Regions from separate parts of the Homo sapiens genome. Here region 2 is linked to region 1. A link is a loop called in an ENCODE intact Hi-C map of the cell type or tissue named here. Cell type or tissue: endothelial cell of umbilical vein. All regions are shown on one strand. Each heading gives the region's core, and the rest is flanking DNA. Links, peaks and the distances in the headings are about the cores only.

What was found. Peaks named below come from ENCODE experiments on the same cell type or tissue, not always from the same donor. Only the 100,000 strongest peaks of a DNase experiment are listed, where the experiment ranks them.
Region 2: a loop joins it to region 1, with 7 times the contacts of the local background. A loop is called at or near these places in 3 of 110 quality-filtered maps.

The regions. Positions count from the first base shown.
Region 1 is chr18:473,704-476,616 of GRCh38, reverse strand. The region is part of intron 2 of COLEC12 (collectin subfamily member 12); the gene reads left to right. Among named protein-coding and RNA genes, the nearest start is that of COLEC12, 26 kb to the left of the region's middle. In endothelial cell of umbilical vein, for the core only: no CTCF peak of the experiment used is centred there; a DNase peak (open chromatin) is centred at 1,266; H3K27ac peaks cover 993 bases.
Region 2 is chr18:422,878-425,790 of GRCh38, reverse strand. All of the region lies in intron 2 of COLEC12 (collectin subfamily member 12), which reads left to right. Among named protein-coding and RNA genes, the nearest start is that of COLEC12, 76 kb to the left of the region's middle. In endothelial cell of umbilical vein, for the core only: no CTCF peak of the experiment used is centred there; a DNase peak (open chromatin) is centred at 1,420; H3K27ac peaks cover 1,904 bases.

The sequences.
Region 1 (2,913 bases), core at 300-2,799:
CCTGCATTCTCCCTTTCTGCACTGGGGCGGGGGCGCTAGACTGACTTTGTTTCATTGATTGGTCGCAATGGGTTCTCTTCTGTTATTTTTGGAATCTGATCCGGTATGATAATAGACGTCCAAAGTTAGGATGATGGAGAAGCAAGAGATACATGGTTCAGCCTGTGAAAATCACGGGTGGAGTTAAGGGTTTCCAGTGAGCAACTGTGGGCAGCTGGGAACATTTGTTGTTTGTATTTGACAAACAAAGCTTTGACAGAATTGCTTCTTTGGGGCTCAGGCATAGGAATTATTAATAGCTATGAGAGTAAAAGATCTGAATAATGGCAAACTGTGAAACAGTAACAAGAAAGTAAAAGGAAGCATTCTCTATGGAGTAGATTCAAGTTTCTTTTTTTGGTAAAAACTAAGTGGGAGAGTTCTAAGGGGATTGCTGAAAAATTATTTAGGGGTTACAGTCCAAAACGGGGTATCAGATGTCTTTTCCTCTGAGATCAGTAAGTGTGTTCTTTGAAGCATGTCCTTGAATAGTTTTGTTTATCCACAACTTCACAGGTCTCTCTATAGCTATAGCTTCAAACAAGCCAGGCTTTAACTTTCCCCTTTCTTTCCTCAAAAAATAGTTGCAGATTAGCAAGTATATTTTTAACAGTTTGGCCCACACGGTGCCGAGCATGTCGAAGCAGCCTGAGAAATCTGTGTTGAAGGGAACCCAGCCCTGCCTCTCAGTGCCCCTGCCTCATGCCTTGCCATCACCGTTCCCTCCTTCCAAACCCAGCCTCCAAAGAGATAAACACATGGAACTTTAAATTCATGGCTCCAGTTAAATTATTGAGCTGTTTCTTGCCAAGAGGTTTAGAGAAACTAATGTCTAAAAGCATAGAGGACTACTGAGGCTTCTGAAAAATCACAGCACGGATATGCTTAACCGTATAGCCAGAAAGGAAGGTTCTTTCTGAGGCACATGGCGAGTGTCTGCTTTTAATGCCAAGAGATTGGAAGAGTTTACCAAGAGGATGCCAAACTCTCTTTGGGAAGCTGCTCAAGATAAACACTTGGATGCCTCTACTTCTTGTTGCTGGGCTTTTACGGGGCAGGCTGCCTGTCTCCCCTCTGCTGGGACTCTTCCTGGAAGCCTGGCTTCATCTTCTAATTTGGACAAGGTGTTGATTTGAAGCCATCTATCTCCGACAACAAGGAGGGCTCCAGGCATCCCTCTCACCGCAGCCCTGCAGAAAGCTGACCCATTCCCTGATGGGAATGCCAGGAATTTCCATCATTTCCTGTGGGGAACGACTGAGTAAGCACAGTGAGAGGCTGTCCTTCCAGAGGCACCTTTTCCAAACATTTCTAAGTGAGGCACAGGACTGACACTGGGAGGAAGGTGAAGGGCAAGGGAACAGTGGAACTCGGTGCTCCTGGTGGGGTTTCTTTGAAATGTCCAAAACCATTTGCATCAAGTTAAGGGGAGAGTTTCATTTATGTGGTTTTACAAATCCTAATTGAGTTGGTATTTCTGAATTTATTTATTTATTTATTTTTGAGACGGAGTTTAGCTCTTGTCGCCCAGGCTGGAGTGCAGTGGCGCGATCTCGGCTCACTGCAACCTCCGCCTCCCGGGTTCAAGTGATTCTCCTGCCTCAGCCTCCTGAGTAGCTGGGACTACAGGCGCCGCCACCGAGCCCAGCTAACTTTTTTGTATTTTTAGTAGAGACGGGGTTTTATCCTGTTGGCCAGGCTGGTCTTGAACTCCTGACCTTGGGTGATCCGCCTGCCTTGGCCTCCAAAACTGCAGGGATTACAGGCGTAGCCACCACCCCTGGCCTCTGATTTAATAAGAATTCGGTGTCAAAATGGCATGTGAGGAACTCAGTGCAAAAGAGATTCTCAGGCTGACAGAGCTGGAAGGGGAGTCACAGAGTAGCTCTTTATCTGGCCCCTGTATCCTCTGCTTCCAGGCAGGCAGGTGGAGCTCCTAAACGCCGAGAAAGGGAGTTCCTTGGCTGTCACTGCTTTTTATATAAACTGAGGAGATTTCATAATCTTTATCACCATACATGATAACCACAGGCTCCTTTGGCAACACCATGCACCTAGGTTTCCCTTCTTCCTGCCAAGAGGACTTCTCACTGGTTAGGTCAGACCCTCCTTGCCTTGTCTTTCCTGCCCATCAGTAAAAAAAAGATTCAACACCACATTCCATGTGATTATGATCTGTTTTAAACCATGTGAAGAGAAAGTCGTGTGAAAGAAACCATTAAACGCTCCTTCGTGGATATCTATTATGTGCCAGGTGATTTCCCACCCATTAGTTCATTGAATTCCCCCAGAAACCCTTTGAGGTGGGAATTATATGTGGTTTACAGGTGAGAGCCAAAGCTCCCAAGGTTGGTAGCATGGCCAATGTTGGAGTTAAGCCTGATTTCAGGCCTCAGTGTTCTTTCTGCTCTACTTGTGACTGGGAAGCTCACAGACACGGCCATACTCCAGCATCCCAAAATTTTTAATGGAAAAGCAAGTCATCATAAATGATCCTGCACTAAATCAGCAGCTGTTGATATGGTCTTATATTTCACAATTTCATAATATGTGTCATATTGAACACTGGAGCCCTGAATTTTCCACCATTTAAAGTATAACTCCTCCTCCCCACTCTCTCTGGTTTTCATTCACTTATGAATCCTGGTAGGGCTGTGGGAAGGAGAAGGGTGGGATAATTTGTTTTTCCAACAATTGGGTTGAAACTGAATGTGGTTTGTTTTTATTTTTGGAAAAGTTAAAGAAAAAAAAAATCTACTCAGCTCTGTTTTGGTTAAGACAGCATGAAGACATTTAGGTTGTTTCCAGTGTTTGTTGTTGAGGGGTAGAGTGGGAAAGAGTTTCCCTTTTGGTAGCAACTGCAAGCAACTTAAG
Region 2 (2,913 bases), core at 321-2,820, 51 kb after region 1:
CACATAGAGATGTCTTTAACTCAGTAACAGTTATTTATGGTACTACTGTTAGTCCAAAAGCACTTCTCCAATATTCACTCACCCACATGCCCTCATGGCTCCAGAGAGGTTAGTGGTGCCAGCAATGGTGATGTTGATGACCGTGGGGGCTGTGTGTCTTTAATTAAACCTGTAAGGACTGTATTTTATTCTCCCCCACCTCTTCCCCCAGCGCTGTCATCCCAGAGTCTCTCCTGGTGATCATGTACAAAGAGACTCATTTCATCAGCCTGGGGGGACTCTCAGGAATTTGCAGGAATTGGGAAGGAAAAGCTCTGGCCCAGCACACTCCCCTCCTGGTCTAGTCTGCATTTGGTAATTGAGAAGGGATAGGAGGGTTTGGAGTGAGTCTAGGATGTGACACTGAAATCATGGAAAGGAGATGAAGAATGAGCCCTGGGTGGGAGGGGCAGCTGCCCAGCCTGGAAAAGAGCAAGGGTCGGGGGCATGACCCCGTGTGTAGGAAGATGCTTCCAGTAGGCCGGCTCTCCAACAAGGCTGGTGCAAGAGAAAGTAACTTCAACTGCAACTCACGGGTTTGAGTTATGGAGACTGAAGAGCTTTCTGCATACGTTGGTGAATACCATAGACACAATTAAGAAGGTTGCACTAAGTTCTTCTCTGGAGATTTTGAAGAATAAGAACAGATCTCTCCCAGTCTGAGAGGTTACAGATCATGCCTCCCTAGAGGCAATAGCCTGATTTGGATTTGAAGAAGGAAAAAAACCAAGTACAGGAAACCACACCTCTATTGTCCTGCCTTGCTTATTGTGAGTAAGGGAAGGCCGCCCGGCTCGCCTCCTCTCCCCCACACCCATGAGGTGACCCAGCACACCCTGCTCAGCTGTGACATGGCATTCACTCCTCTACCTCCTGGTTGTCGGCAGACTTACTGCTTCTCCTTAGACTGAGCTCTCCAAGGCAGAGCCTTGGTTTCTGCCTCTGTGTCCCCACATCCTGATGCAGGCCTGACACAGAGTAGGTCCAACATACTTGTTGAGCCAGTACATTGACGAGTGACTTATTGACCAGCTGAGGCCAGGTCAGCAGAAACCTCAGTGCCTGAGATGACAACATCAGAAGTCCTCTTGAAAAGCCAGTTTGGTAAGCCAACCTTTGGGCTTGAGCTCTGGTGAGCTATTCACCAGAAAATAGTAAAGGACACTGAATTTCAGTGTTCATAGTGAGACTATTTTCAGCTTTCTCAGAGACAGCATCTGTAAATAATCAGGCAGAAGCCTCTTATAAAACAACATAGGAAAAACCTCAAAGGCTATTCTAAGGCTGCACCATTTAAACAAGATTTTTAACCCATGGGGACGCCAAGATCAACATGGAGCTTCCTGCACATAAAAGTCTGGAATTTCATAGCAATGTGGGGGCAAAAGCTATGATAGCATTTCCCCCTTTCTAAATTATATACTGCTTAGTGTTAATGTGAGCAGAGGGCTGGATGGCGACGGGCTCGCAGCTTACGTAAGTCCCACTACGATCTTCATTCCTTCTGTAATGCAGGATCCATGGTGATGGAGGTTGGGGGAGTCACCAGGCTGGCTGCACTGATGTAAGGCGGAAGGGTCACTCCTAGGTCATGCCATGATTTAAGTCTTTGGTGTAATTTATAACAGGGCTTTCATTCCACATAGAAAAATGATCAGGGATGTTGGTTCTATAATTGTTTTCTCTCTCTAAAAGATGCTGTTCTGGAAACTCGGTTTAGTGGCAGCTATGAATGCTCATCTGTAGCACCTCCCTTTTCCCTCCCATTTGGAAGGAGCAAGAGACTGTCTTCTAGGATGAGAGAGATGAGAGAGATGGCATTAAAGCTTGACATCAGATGAGCCCTTCAGCTCTCTCAACCTGCATAATTCTCTTTTGGGAAGGAGAGACTGGTCTCCAAGCACTTCTTACACCTCCTCTGAACCAGGAACCATATCAGCACATTCTGACTGAGTTAACCTTAATTGTAAAAGACTGGGAAAAAAAAACAAAACAAAAAAAAACAAACAAAAAACAAAACCAGAAGTCGTTCTTACTATCAGACCAGCCCTGGGCGTGTGTGGTCAGTATGATAGGAAAGCTACTGAAAGTTCAGTCTGTTTCCCTTAAAATCTCATTTACTGGTTTCTCAAGTTACCTGAAATTTCTGCTAGAAAGAGTAATTTCTTAAGATTTTTCTAGGAAGGCATTCACTGATACTGGGAAGGCTAGTATTTGAACAACTATCATCATGGCACCTGATAGTTTATGCACTGTGAAGAAGAAAAAAATGATTTATAACCAAAAGGATTTTTGAGGCTATTTTGTTAAAAAAAAGAAGAAGAAGAATTTTATTTGGAAGAAAATAATACATATTTTAATTTTAATCCTGTGTATTCTAGACTTGAGGGAAATGTCACATCTTCATTTTTGTATTCCTAGTTAACACGATGTCCTGCACATGTTCTAGGCCAATAAATAATGGTTTTATTTTGTTTTGTTTTGAGATAGGATCTCACTCTCTTGTCCAGGCTGGAGTGCAGTGGCATGATCATGGCTCACTGCAGCCTTGACTTCCTGGGCTCAAGCAGTCCTCCCACCTCATCTTCCCAAGGAGCTAGGATTACAGGCATCAACATCACACCCAGCTAATTTTTTTGTTTTTTTAGAGATGGGGTCTCACTATGTTGTCCAGGCCAATCTTGAACTCTTGACCTCAAACGATCCTCCAACCTTGGCCTCCCAACGTATTAGGATTACAGGCGTAAGCCACTGTACCCAGCTCCAGTAAATATTGTTTTGAACAAATGAGTGGGAAACGTATTTACAGAGAAAGCTTCTTGGGCTGGCTGGCTGTGGGTCCAGTTGTGTCTTATTTCTAAAAACTAAGAAGTT